Linked DNA regions of Homo sapiens: region 1 is linked to region 2. Evidence: read pairs that join two places in POLR2A ChIA-PET (ENCODE). Cell type or tissue: IMR-90. All regions are shown on one strand. Each heading gives the region's core, and the rest is flanking DNA. Links, peaks and the distances in the headings are about the cores only.

The links. Peaks named below come from ENCODE experiments on the same cell type or tissue, not always from the same donor. Only the 100,000 strongest peaks of a DNase experiment are listed, where the experiment ranks them.
Region 1: POLR2A ChIA-PET joins it to region 2 with 15 read pairs; 2 of 35 experiments call an interaction of 5 or more read pairs at or near these places.

What each region holds. Positions count from the first base shown.
Region 1 is chr10:34,552,736-34,559,608 of GRCh38, reverse strand. All of the region lies in intron 2 of PARD3 (par-3 family cell polarity regulator), which reads left to right. Among named protein-coding and RNA genes, the nearest start is that of PARD3, 260 kb to the left of the region's middle. In IMR-90, for the core only: no CTCF peak of the experiment used is centred there; a DNase peak (open chromatin) is centred at 2,888.
Region 2 is chr10:34,389,927-34,396,799 of GRCh38, reverse strand. All of the region lies in intron 7 of PARD3 (par-3 family cell polarity regulator), which reads left to right. Among named protein-coding and RNA genes, the nearest start is that of PARD3, 420 kb to the left of the region's middle. In IMR-90, for the core only: a CTCF peak has its summit at 5,420; no DNase peak of the experiment used is centred there.

The DNA.
Region 1 (6,873 bases), core at 555-5,554, 160 kb before region 2:
AAAAGGTAGCAATCTTGTTTTCTCTTTTGTTGGCATGTCTATTCTTCTGACTGCTAATGCAACTCAGGTAGAATTCACATCTCAGTGTTTAGGTTCTCCTTTAGGAAATACTGTGAAAGGCCTAGTGGCTTGTAGTTTCTTTTCTTTTTTTTTTTTTCATTTTTTTTTAGGAGAAAAATGAAAAACATCTCTGATCACTTCTCTAGTGTTTGTTTATGACCCCTGCCTAAAAATGCATGGCTAATTCTAGGTACTTAACAGTTACAAATAAGAAGCCAAGACATTCCACCGAAGGCATGGGTTTTAGAAAATCACAACAGTTTTGTATCAATTAGCCTACAAGCCTTTGAATCTTGGATCAATGAAAAATACTACTTTGCCAATAAGATCAATTCAATCAAATTGAGCTCTTGTGAGACACGTCCGCAATTAACTAAGATATAAGGCTGAGTATGGTGCCTAAGTTAGAGACTTGTGGAAGTCCAGGTGAATGAGAAAGTCACAGTGCTTTGGCATAGGGGCTCCAGAAAGTGCAAAAGGCCTTAGAGGCTAATTCTGTGGGGGGGAAAAATGAGTTTTCAATTCTAATGAAGATTCTTCTAGAAAAATGTGTGGATTTGAAGGCAGCATTTATTTATTTACTTACTTACTTACTTACTTACAAGACCGGGTCTCACTCTGTCGCCCAGGCTGGAGTGCAGTGGCGCAATCTTGGCTCACTGCAACCTCCGCCTCCCAGGTTAAAGTGATTCTTCTGCCTCAGCCTCCTGAGTAGCTGGCATTACAGGCGTATGCCACGAAGTCCAGCTAATTTTTGTATTTTTAGTGGAGACGGGGTTTGAGATCTGTGGGGTTTCACCATGTTGGCCAGGCTGGTCTTGAATTCCTGACCTCAAGTGATCTGCCCACCTCAGCCTCCCAAAGTGCTGGGATTAGAGGCATGAGCCACCGCACCAGGCCGGCAGTGTGCATTTATGTAATTAATAATTGGAGTAAAGGTAAATGTGTACATTTTCTGGGAAGGGGATATTTGGCAATGGAAGCTGAGGCACACTTTCTCTGGAATAATATAGCTTCAGCCTCTTGCAGATTTAGTATAATTAGAGTCAAGGGGGCTGTCAGAAAGGAGATAGAACTCATTCCCCAATCATGGTTGACTTAACACTTTGAGGAAATGAGGTAGCAAGAATGATAAGTATTTTATCAATTGTTCTGAAGATCAAAGCAATATGATAGTTTATGATTCTTGCTTATAATCCCATATGACTAATACAGTGAAGCAGAAGTCCTATTAAGAACTGTAGCTACTGAAAACTTTGTAACAGCATCCACTCAAATTGGTTTTGGAATAAGTAGATCATACATAAACCTCTGAAATAGCGGTAGTAGATTCATTTGGGTTGCTGCAATGGGGAATATAATTACGTATTCAACTTTTTTTTTTTAGCAAAAAGATGTGCAGTCCACATGCAAAGTGAGAACATGGTGAGAAACGTTCAGTGTATTCTGTAGAGGAGTGTGGGGAGCCATACTTAGCACATACAGCCAGCAACACCAAAGTTGTGGTCATCTTTTGATTGAAAAATAGCCCTGGCAAAATCATAACGAGAATAGTAACAGTTTTGTGATACCTTTTGTACTTTTTTCTTTCTTTCTTTTTTTTTTTTTTTTGAGTCAGGGTCTCACACTGTCACCCAGGCTGGCTGGAGTGCAGTGGCATGATCATAGCTCATTGAAGTCTCAACCTCCTGGACTCAAGCAGTCCTCCCACCTTAGCCTCCCAAGTAGCTGGGACTATAGATGTATACCACCACACCTAGCTAATTTTATGTTTTTACACTAGAGATGGGAGGCCGGGTGCAGTGGCTCATGCCTGTAATCCCAGCACTTTGGGAGGCTAAGGCAGGTGGATCGCTTGAAGTCAGGAGTTTGAGACCAGCCTGGGCAACGTGGTGAAACCCTCTTAGCCAGGCATGGTGGCGGACGCCTGTAATCCCAGCTACTCAGGAGGCTGAGACAAGAGAATCGCTTCAACCTGGGAGGCAGAGGTTACAATGTGCCGAGATTGCACCATTGCACTCTGGCCTGAGCAACAAGAGCGAACTCCATCTCAAAAAAACAAAAAAACGAAACAGTAGGGATGGGACTCTCTCTGTGTTGCCCAGGCTGGTCTCAGACTGCTGGGCTCAAGCGATCCTACTGCCTTGGCCTCCCAAAATGCTGGGATTTTGCTGACCCTGGCTCTTTTGTATTTTCTAGTTATTCTGTTTGATAACTATTTTCTAGGCATATACCATATTCTGTATGATGTGTTGGGTACTGAGGATACAAAAGTGAATAGAGCACACTCCCTCTTGTCAAGTCGCTTGGTTGGTTATAACCTATTTTTCTCCTCAAAACCAACATACTCGGAGATGAGCACACATTCTAACAGGAGGAGTAGCCCACTTTGGCAAGAGTAAAGAAAAAGAGATCATGGAGTCAATATTATCTGGCAGAAAGTCAGCTACATGGTTGACATTCCTCTCTGCAGGGTGGACCCCTGGGTCCATTGAACATTGCTGAGCTATTGGCTGAGGAAGAACATATAACCCCAGCAGTTATACCTTCCTTTACCACCTGTTAGGATTTAAAGGACAGGACATCTCACCTGGCTTGGCTTGGGAGTAGGGTAGAATCAGGTATATCTATGTGTCTAGAAAGGTTTTGTATGACAATACAAAATCTGTGAACAGGAGTATCCCTTTATACATAATGAGGGTGTAGAACATAGCCCAATACAGGAGAGTGGACTAGGGGAAAGGAAACGGTTTGTGTGGTTTTATGTGAGAGGGTTAGGTAACTCTTGAAGTTCATGACTGGAACAGACATGGACAGAAAAAATAATAAACACTACGCTCATCTGAATTCTTTAAGCAAAGGAATTGGGCTGGGCATGGTGACTCACGCTTGTAGTCCCAGCACTTTGGGAGGCTGAGGCGGGCGGATCACGAGGTCAGGAGATTGAAACCATCCTGGCTAACACGGTGAAACCCCGTCTCCACTAAAAATACAAAAAATTAGCCGGGCGTGGTGGTGGGTGCCTGTATTCCCAGCTACTCTGGAGGCTGAGGCGAGAGAATGGCGTGAACCTGGGAGGCGGAGCTTGCAGTGAGCGGAGATCTCGCCACTGCACTCTAGCCTGGGCGACAGAGCAAGACTCTGTCTCAAAAAAAAAAAAAAAGAAAGAAGAAAAGGAATTGGAAGGGTGGTAGCGCAGTTGTGTCTATTAAATTCTTCTTGCACACAGGATGTTACACTATATTCATTTGAGTTTCTTGATGTTTCACTTAACAAAAGCCAGATTAATTTAGCTTTAGTAGAAAAGAAAAACGTTGTTGTAACGGTACTACCGGGTTCTTCATAACCTCAACCAGCATCGAAAGTTAAGGGAAACAAGAACTAGAAAGACATTGAGAACTCCAGCAGTACCTCCATTCAGTCTCTGATTTCTGCTTTCTTCAGGGCTTCTGCTTTATTCTTCTTTCCCATGAGTTGCTTTCTTTAATGCTCTATTTCCTTGTTACAGTTTGTCTGACTAGTGTTGCTAAGTTTTCTTTATCATAGTTCTAGCCACAAGTAGAGATCTCTCTCTCTGTCCTACCTCCAAGTTCTGTGGAGAGATAATCTAGTTGGTTCCACTTAGATCAAAGGGTCCAACCCTGATGTCATCAGTGGTGGCTAGAAGGAGGTGGTGCAGGGTGATGACAATGAAGGTGGCTGTGGCTGTGGGTGATAGGGTGGAGTCATCCAGGACACCTCTGCCTCCCCAGGGCTCACTCCTTTGGATGGGGGTTAGGTAGGTAGGTGTGTGGGCGGGTGATGGTATTTCCCAGAGAATGGAGGGTACCACCAGAGCTTGGATAAACTGGTACCTTATAAGATACATAGGATTAAAAAAGACTAATACATATTGAGGGTGTAAGAAAAATAAGGTCAATTAAATAATGATGTAAAAGATAAGCATACAGCCCATGATCCAGCTTGGTTTAATGTTTCCTAATATTTAAAGCAAAAGTTGAAGTATTACTTATTCTGTGATCCTGTACTTCTTTTGTTTTGTTTTGTTCCTCAATTATTTATGATATAAAATTTTCCTAGGAGACCATTTTCCCATGCAGGCAGTATAAAAGATTTTGTATTCTAAGTGAATTCCAAAACAGAAGAAAAACTTCCCATCATTTTCAAGTAAAAAGTGATTGTATCATTCTGTTGAGATGGAATGGGATCGTAGTTCATGTGTTTAAAGGTAACATTCAAAGGGCCTTAAAAAAAAGGACTTTATTTTTTAGAGCAATGTTAGGTTTACAGAAGAATTGAGTGCAAGGTACAGAAATGTCCTTATATCCCTTTCCCCCACAAACTTGCATAGCCTCCTCATTAACAACATCCCCCACCACAGTGGAACATTTGTTACAGTTGATGAACCTACATGGACACATCATCATCACCCAGAGTCCATAACTGACGTGAGGGTTCACTTTTGGTGTTGTACATTCAATGGGTTTGGACAAATTTATAATGACCCCATTACAGTATCAGACAATATAGTTTCACTGTCCTAAAATCCTCTGTGTTCTGTGCATTCATCCCTCCATCCCCTTGAATTTCTGTACCTAAAAGACTATATCTGCTTACCCTTGATTAAGTAATAGATTCTGAAATGCTAGACTCTGTCATCTCAGTATTTTAGTATTCGATGTCTAGGTATTTCTTCATGAATGAATGCCTTTGGCTGTTTGTCTCATTGTGAAAAGTTGATTTGATTTTAATGTAAATATATCCATTCCTCATCTTAATAATTTTTTTTCCAATTTTAAAGCTTGATAATTTTTTAAAAAATGAGCACCAATACTGTGAGATTTCGATTCCTAACGAAAGGCCGCTGAGTTGTCATTGGCCTTAATTGTAACTAGTATTAAGTTTCTTTGTATTTCTATTACTTATTTGTAACTGCTAGATTTATTTTCCATAGAGTTTAAAGTCTTTGAGTTATGAGAAATCTATATCCTCCCTTTTAAATTACTTAAGAATAAAGCTTGTATTAAAACCATGTGCTAGACATTTTAACTTTTCCTGTTGTTTAAAAAAGGCCTTCATTAAAAGTTGGTACAAAGAAAGATCTTAAGCTACCCTCATTCAGAATCTTTCACATTCTTAATACATTGAAAGCATTTGTCAACACTTCATTACTAACATGGAATATAAGTTAATGATGCACAAAGTTTAAAACCTTATATTCAATTAGAGAACCTATTAGCTTTGAAAGCAGTAAATAATAATTGGCATTTACTGAATTTTAAACAGGATCTACATGTTACATTTTTGTTTTAGAGTGCATATAACATTTTGCATTGTGCTGTGAAAACCTGATGTTTTGAGAATACAGTTGCCTTTTAGCATTTAACCTAAAGTCTCTTCCTGATTTTAATGTGGAATTATTTCCTCCTTTTAATTGCTAACATGTTTTTCAATTATTTACACACAATTTTTAAGGTGCTAATTGGCACTGGAATAGCTGATGGAATGTAAACTGTTGGAATCAACATTAACTTAAAGCACATCCACAGTAAATTTTTGTATCCTGGCCTGGAATTGCTGGCATTTGTGCATTAAATGCATCACTAGTCTAGCAGTAAAATTCATAAAACAGCAGTAGGCGGTTGTAGTATTTACCTTATCAGAGCCTCAAGATGCCAGCCACTGGATCTGCTCAGCAGAATTCCAAAGCATCCTTTTTAGTGTTGTAAGGTTGGGTTAAGTGTCTTAGACCTCTTTTGAACAAAAACATTGCTTATTTATGTGTTGAGCTAATTTGATCCAAGGGGGTTAATAAAATAAAAACCCAAACCATTCTCCTAAAACCCCAACATTCGATTCATGTAAGCTTTTGTATCTCACGCTTGCTTTTTGTTTTGTGCTTCTGTTTTCATCCCGAGTTGTCTTTAGTTGTGATTTGCTCTCCTTAGCATGTTCCATGAGAACCCAACATGCCAGTACCTTGCATGTGCTGTGCTGAGCAAGACAGTTTTCTCATCTGTTTATCCCCTTTTCCCTCTGTGTGGTTTTGCTGAGAATTTGCCATTTATTTATCCCATACCCTAATTTTACAGTTATTCCTCCACTTGGTCATGCAATTTCTATTGTTTGTTATTAATAAAAGACTTTCAAAGGCCTTAACTTCTCTGAATCTAAAACATTGCTGGCAATCACAGTACCCAGGACATATTTTTGTGTGGCTTCTTGGGTTCTGCTCTGTGCACTCAGATTCAGAGACTGGGGAGGAAGCCTTCCTTTAACCAGCCCTTTCCATGGTTCTGACCTAGGAATTGTGTTTGGCAACCACCACAGCACTCAGGTAGTCATTTCCAGTGATTTCCACCACTCTGAACCTGGCTGCTGACCATGGAGGAGACTATTTCCCAGGCTTGGTGGATCGATGGCGATTAACCTCCGTTCTGCTAAGTCTCTGCCAGGATGTCACACAGGATGTGCCTGTCCTTAAGTACAATCACATAGTACGTTGTTTAGTTCATTATGTGGCATCATTTTATAGGGCATTTGAGTATTTGAAGTGGCTGCTTCATCTAAGGACGAAGTCACTTCAAGTTGGCATTGACGTAGTTTCAGTTGGTGTTACTGTTATATTAGGTTGGTGCAAAAGTAATTACAGTTTTAAATGCAAAAACCGTAATTACTTTTGTACCAATGTATTTTGATAGTAATTTTGATATTTTAAGTGTTTTTTTCAGTCCGTTTATTAAAGGTCTCTTCAAACTTAAAATTAGTCATGGTCATAGGCAGTAGTTAAAAATTAGATTCTGGAAGAGTAAA
Region 2 (6,873 bases), core at 1,105-6,104:
GAAATTAAGTGAAGTTAAGAAATTGCACATATATCTAGTAGGACTACAATAATATATATTCATGATATGTAAGTAGAAATTTCCAAGATAACTTCCCTTATATAAAACTCCAGTCATTCTTGGGCCTTCTCAATTTTGGAGGATAACTAATTGAATAACAGTTACTGAATACTTACTTTTATAAAAGTGACAAATACATGTCAATATTGCTTTCTCATTTAGATTTTCAAAGTCAGAGCATCTAACGAATAATGCAGAATACCAATTGTATATTTTGAAGAGAAGGAACACAACCCAGACCACCTCAAATATCAAATGTCATTAAGGAAAATAGTAATGTAAGCTTGTGAAGTTAACGTTAGAGAGTTTTTTACAGCCATGTAGATCTTATTGTGACCTGATGTGTGATGAAGTTTTTTTTGTTGTTGTTGGTTTTTTTGTGTTTGTTTTTTGGTTTTTTTTGAGATGGAGTCTCACTCTGTCACACAGGCTGGAGATCCTGGCTCACTGCAACCTCCGCTTCCCGGGTTCAAGCAATTCTCCTGCATCAGCCTTCCTAGAAGCTGGGACTACAGGCATATGCTACCATGCCTGGCTAGTTTTTGAATTTTTAGCAGAGACAGGGTTTCACCACGTTGGCCAGGTTGATCTGGAACACTTGATCTCAAGTGATCCGCCGGCCTCAGCCTCCCAAAGTGCTGGGATTACAGGTGTGAGCCACCATGGCTGGCTTAAGTTTTTTAAAATAAGAATCTTGCACTGCTTACTTTCAAAGCTATTTTTTAGACTAGGTTGAATGTTTTTCAATCAGGGGCATTAATGACAATTAGCTCGTCCTCCAACCCCTGTCTTAGTTGACTACCTGCTGATATGTAGAAATAGAGACAAATAGGTAGAGAGACAATATTATCTTCCCCATGATGATGTTTTTCTTTTTTTTTTTTTTTTTTTTTTTTGAGACGGAGTCTCGCTCTGTCGCCCAGGTTGGACTGCGGACTGCAGTGGCGCAATCTCGGCTCACTGCAAGCTCCGCTTCCCGGGTTCACGCCATTCTCCTGCCTCAGCCTCCCGAGTAGCTGGGACTACAGGCGCCCGCCACCGCGCCCGGCTAATTTTTTGTATTTTTAGTAGAGACGGGGTTTCACCTTGTTAGCCAGGATGGTCTCGATCTCCTGACCTCATGATCCACCCGCCTCGGCCTCCCAAAGTGCTGGGATTACAGGCGTGAGCCACCGCGCCCGGCCGATGATGTTTTTCTTGAGTTATTTCCTTGTATATGTTATTCAAAAATAAAGTTAACTGATCCTCATCTATATTCGTTCACGGTTTCATTACTTTGGTGATTTCTTTTTTTAAATTATTTTCTTAGTAGAAAAACATTTACCTAAAACGTTTCATTACCTTGGAATCAATTTTTATTTCATCCATATCATTTCATTTCCTCCTGATTTAAATGAGAACCATCGGCTGGGCGCAGTGGCTCACGCCTGTAATCCTAGCACTTTGGGAGGTCTAGGCAGGTGGAGCACTTCAGGTCAAGAGTTCAAGACCAGCCTGGCCAACATGATGAAACCCTGTCTCTATGAAAAATACAAAAATTAGCTGGGCATTGTGGCAGGTGCCTGTAATCCCAGCTACATGGGAGGCGGAGGCACAAGAATTGCTTGAACCCAGGAGATAGAGTTTGCAGTGAGCCAAGATCACGCCACTGCACTCCAGCCTAGGTGACAGAGTGAGACTCTGTCTCAAAAACAAATAGGAAAGATAATCTCTTTATTTAAACCACAAATGCCACTATTTTCAGGAAGGTTATGCCAAATAATTGTGATTACCTTTGGCAGAAGAACCTTGCTTTTTTTTTTTTCTTTTTTAATATTTCTAGAACCTGGTTGTAGGTATTGGTCTACAGGACCATAGGTACTGCTTAGTGAAGCGTAATCAGCACAGGAGCAAATGAACCCATGACTATCCATATTAGATATGGTGTTACTATATTAACAAAGAAACGGTAATGATACATCCTGGCCTGGATGGTGGTTAAGAAGTATTTCTGACACTTTCTCATGAAATAGATATATGATTATGATATAATGTTAAGTATATAAAAAGCAACATATAAAATTGTGTGCTAAAATAGGGACTGGACCTATGAAATGATAAGATTTTGTGTTTGAGGCTGGACATGATGGCTCATTCATGTAATCCCAGTACTTTTGGAGGCTGAAGTGGAAGGATCACTTGAAGCCAGGAGTTCAAGTCCAGTCTTGGCAACATGGCAAAACCTTGTCTCTGCAAAAAATACAAAAGTTAGCCGAGTGTGCTGGCATACACCTATGGTCCCAGCCACTTGGGAGGCTGAGGTGGGAGGATCACTTGAATCTGGGAGTGTGGGGCTGCAGTGAGCCATGATCATGCCACTGTACTCCAGCTTGGCATGGCAGAGTGAGAACCTGTCTTAAACAAAAACAAAATAAGGCCGGGCATGGTGGCTCATGCCTGTAATCCCAGACCTTTGGGAGGCCAAGGTGGGCAGATCACCTGAGGTCAGGAGTGCGAGACCAGCGTGGCCAACATGGTGAAACCCTATGTATACTAAAAATACAAACATTAGCCAGGTGTGGTGATGGGTACCTGTAGTCCCACCTACTCTGGAGGCTGAGGCATAGGCCAGGCGCGGTGGCTCACACCTTAATCCTAGCACTTTGGGAGGCTGAGGCGGGCGGATCATGAAGTCAAGAGATCGAGTCCATCCTGGCCAACATGGTGAAGCCCCATCTCTACTAAAAATACAAAAATTAGCTGGGCGTGGTGATGTGCGCCTGTAATCCCAGCCACTCAGAAGGCTGAGGCAGGAGAATTGCTTGAACCCAGGAGGTGGAGGTTGCAGTGAGCTGAGATCGCGCCACTGCACTCTAGCCCAGGTGACAGAGCAAGACTCTGTCTCAAAAAAAAAAAAAAAAAAATTACTACTATTCTTACTTGGGCTTCATAATCTAACTTAAAGTAGATACTCTAAATCTTTTCCCCTATGGAAAACAATTATGGCTAAAACATTTTAAATTAATTAATTAAGTAGAAACTGGGTCTTGCTTTGTTGCCTAGGCTGGTCTCAAACTCTTGGCCTCAAGTGATCCTGCTACCCTGGCCTCCCATAGTGCTGGGATTACAGGTGTGAGCGGCTGTACCTGGCCTAAAGTTTTCTTCTCTGGATCTTTTTTTTTTTTCCTTTTGAGATAGCTTCTCACTCTGTTGCCCGGGCTGGAGAGTAGTGGCTCACTGCAGCTTCAACCTGCCGGGCTTAGGTGATTTTTCCACCTCAGCCTCCCAAGCAGCTGGGACTACAGGCAAGTGCCTCCATGCCCGGCTAATTTTTTATATTTTTTGTGGACATGAGGTTTCCCAATGTTGCCCAGTCTCGTCTCAAACTCTTGGGCTCAAGTGATCTGCCAGCTTTGTCCTCCCAAAGTGCATGGATTACGGGCATGAGCCACCTTGCCTGGCCTGGATCTTTTCTATAATGGACATTTCTCACTTATTTACATCTACCTTTATTCTTAAGTCTGTGGCACTTAAATTTGTTTCACATTACTTTTCCTTGTGAAAATAGTAATTGTATGTTGGTGTTTATATACACTTTTTTTTTTTTTTTAAGATCTAGTATCTACTAGTTAGCATTTTTGGTGCCTTTGATATCTCAGATCAAAGATTCACAAACTTTCTGTAAAGGGTCAGATAATCAGTATTTTAGGCATCATGGCCCAGAAAATCTGCCATTGTAGCATGAAAGCAACCATTGACAAGATATAAACAAAGCTTCATTTACAAAAACATATTGCTGGCTGAATTGACTCATAGGCTGCAGTTGTCAGCCCTTGCCCTAGGGAACCAAACAAATAAAAATGGCTGCCATGATGGTTTTACATTCTAGTATTTTTCATGTCTAAAACTTCTTCACCTCTGTTTTCTATTCATATCTTTGGGGGACAAGAGTGTACAGGATTTTGATTTCCACTTACTGTTTGATAAGAAAGCCTCTTTTGTTGTAACTACATATTAATTCCCAGCAGTGCATGTCCTTGATTCTCAGGAAGAAGGGAAGTTGAAAAAAACCATATAAGCCCATTTACCATACTCTCATTAGTAGTATGTACTCACAGAACAATCCTTCTTAACATCTACTTGTCAATCATAAGACTTAAGGAAAAATCTAAAGTTTCACAGTTAGAAAATCAGGCCCTGTGAAGATGGTGGTGAGGGAAATGAAGGGACTCTGGGTGTGGGTCTGGCTTTCTGCTACTGACTCATGTTGGCAGATATCTTATTTATTAATTTATTCTCAACTTACTTTTTACAGATTTGCCATCATTTGATTTGTCTGATTAACTTTGATTTTTATCCCAAATAATTTTTTTCATCTGTTTATCTTCAATACAATATTCAGAATATCAGGTGAAGTGTCAACATCCTTTGGAAAAAGCTTCTTCAATTTCTGTGTTAAAGTTTATTTTTATGACTTTTCCCCTCTTTATTTATTTGCTTAGTTACATTATTGTCCATAAATTCCATCATGAAGCTGAAAAATGAAATCACATCTCTAAGAGAATATTTTTTATTTTTAAAATTGATTTATTCTTTTTTTTACTTTCTTTCTTTCTTTATATTTTTTGAGACAGGGTCTCACTCTGTCACCCAGGCTGGAGTACGGTGGCAGGATCTCCAGGCTCAAGTGATCCTCCCACCTCAGCCTCCCTAGTAGCTGCGACCACAGGCACACACCACTATGCCTGGCTAATTTTTTGTATTTTTGGTAAAGGTGGGGTCTCCCCATGTTGCCTAGGCTGATCTGGAACTCCTGAGCTCAAGTGATCCACCCACCTCGGCCTCCCGAAGTGCTGGGATTACAGGTGTGAGCCATCACTTCTGGCCACTAGGAGAATATTTTTAATGTTTTGCGTTTTTGAGTTGAAATAAAAGTGACCCTGTTGGAAAATATGTATTTCATAAGTATTATTATTTGCATTCTATTTAAACCTGAATATAGATTAATTAGAAGGTGGTTAAAATAATCTATATGCAGATTGTATTTTGTAATTAATCTATATTCAGAAAATCACTGAAATATAAAAGTTTGTTTTTTACATCCTGCATTCATGTCTTGAATAATTTCCCCCTCAAATATAAACTGATGTTTCTCTGTCTACAAGACTAGTAGTCAAACATCTTTGGATGGTCTTGAGACATACCATACTCATCCATTTAATTCAGCAGAATCTGAGCTTCACTCTCCCCTCAACTAAGATTTACATGATTATAATTATATTGTTTGTCATTTTTATCCCTTCCTGTCTGAACAAAAACTGTATGGAATCAACACCACCGAGCTCTGTGGGAAAAAAGAAAAACCTTCTCCCTTCGCTCTGCTGGAAGCTGGAGGGCGCTAGGCCCCTGTGCAGTAGTGCATAGAATTCTAGCTTTTTTCCTCCTTTCTCTGTATATTGGGCTCAGAGAGTACACTGTGTCTCTATGTGAATATGGACAGTTAGCATTTACCAACATGTATCTGTCTACTTTCTCTTGTTTAAAAGAAGAAAAAAAAAACTAAAAAAAAAATGAGGTTATAGAAGGTCAGCAAAGGGTGGGTTTGAGATGTTTGGGTGGGTTAAGTGGGCATTTTGACAACATGGCTTCTCCTTTGGCATGTTTAATTGTGATATTTGACAGACATCCTTGCAGTTTAAGATGACACTTTTAAAATAAATTCTGTCCTAATGATGACTTGAGCCCTGCCACTCAATGGGGGAGTCAGCAGAACCTGTAGGATCTTATTTGGAATTGACATTCTCTATTGTAATTTTGTTCCTGTATATTTTTAAATTTTCTTTTTGTTTCGCTGGAAAGGAAAGATGATGCTCAGTTTTAAACGTTAAAAGTGTACAAGTTGCTTTGTTACAATAAAACTAAATGTGTACACACACAAAAAAAACTATATTGTTTGTTATACCCTTTTGTTCATCTAAGATATTCTTTATCATTTTTTGCTCTATTATGTATTGAAAACGCAATTTATTTTCCCCAGATTTGGAGTTGGGAATTTTGTATTACCTCTCTGTGTCAGTCAGTGACTGACTTGACCTTATGTTGTCCTCGTTTTATTGGCACGGGGATTGTCAGGACTGGGGAAGGATACCTTGCTCAGTATTTTTTACGTAGTGTGGCCTTGGGCAAGTTAGCCTCACTTAGCCCTACTCCTTACATATGAAGGATAGGAATCATGACTTTTGTATGGTTTAAATAAGAAAATATATGTAAATCATTTAGCAAGGTCCTTGGCAGTGGCAGCTAATAAGAATGATCAAATCATGAGAAGAGATTTTATACTCAATTTATCTTTTGTTATGTGCCTTGAAATTCCCTCCAGTGGTGCTTGGTATTCTGGTGCTTGGTATTCTAGGTAGGTAGTGATTAGTCTACCCAATCAGAGAAAGTGATCATTTTCCTCTTATATCATGAATCTGGGAGAAAATTTACTATTATGTCGTAAAATTGAGAATCCCAATACACATTTGTTTAGTTAATTGGGTACATATGCTAATGAAGAATTACAGTCAATTTGAGCTTCACAAACTAGCTGAGAATAAATATGCTCTTGAACTTTTGAGTACTCAATTTTAATTTAATAACTTTTGAAAAAAACGCAATTTAACTTTATTTGCTGAATCAATAGTCTTTTGTCTGAAAGTTTTCAATTGTGCATTCTCAGCCGCAGACTCATTTGTTATAATAAAGAACTATAACATACGCATTGGTTTTAGAGAGACAAGTTGCAGTTTACACTTACATGAATCATGTCTCTTTATATATAGCAATATGACA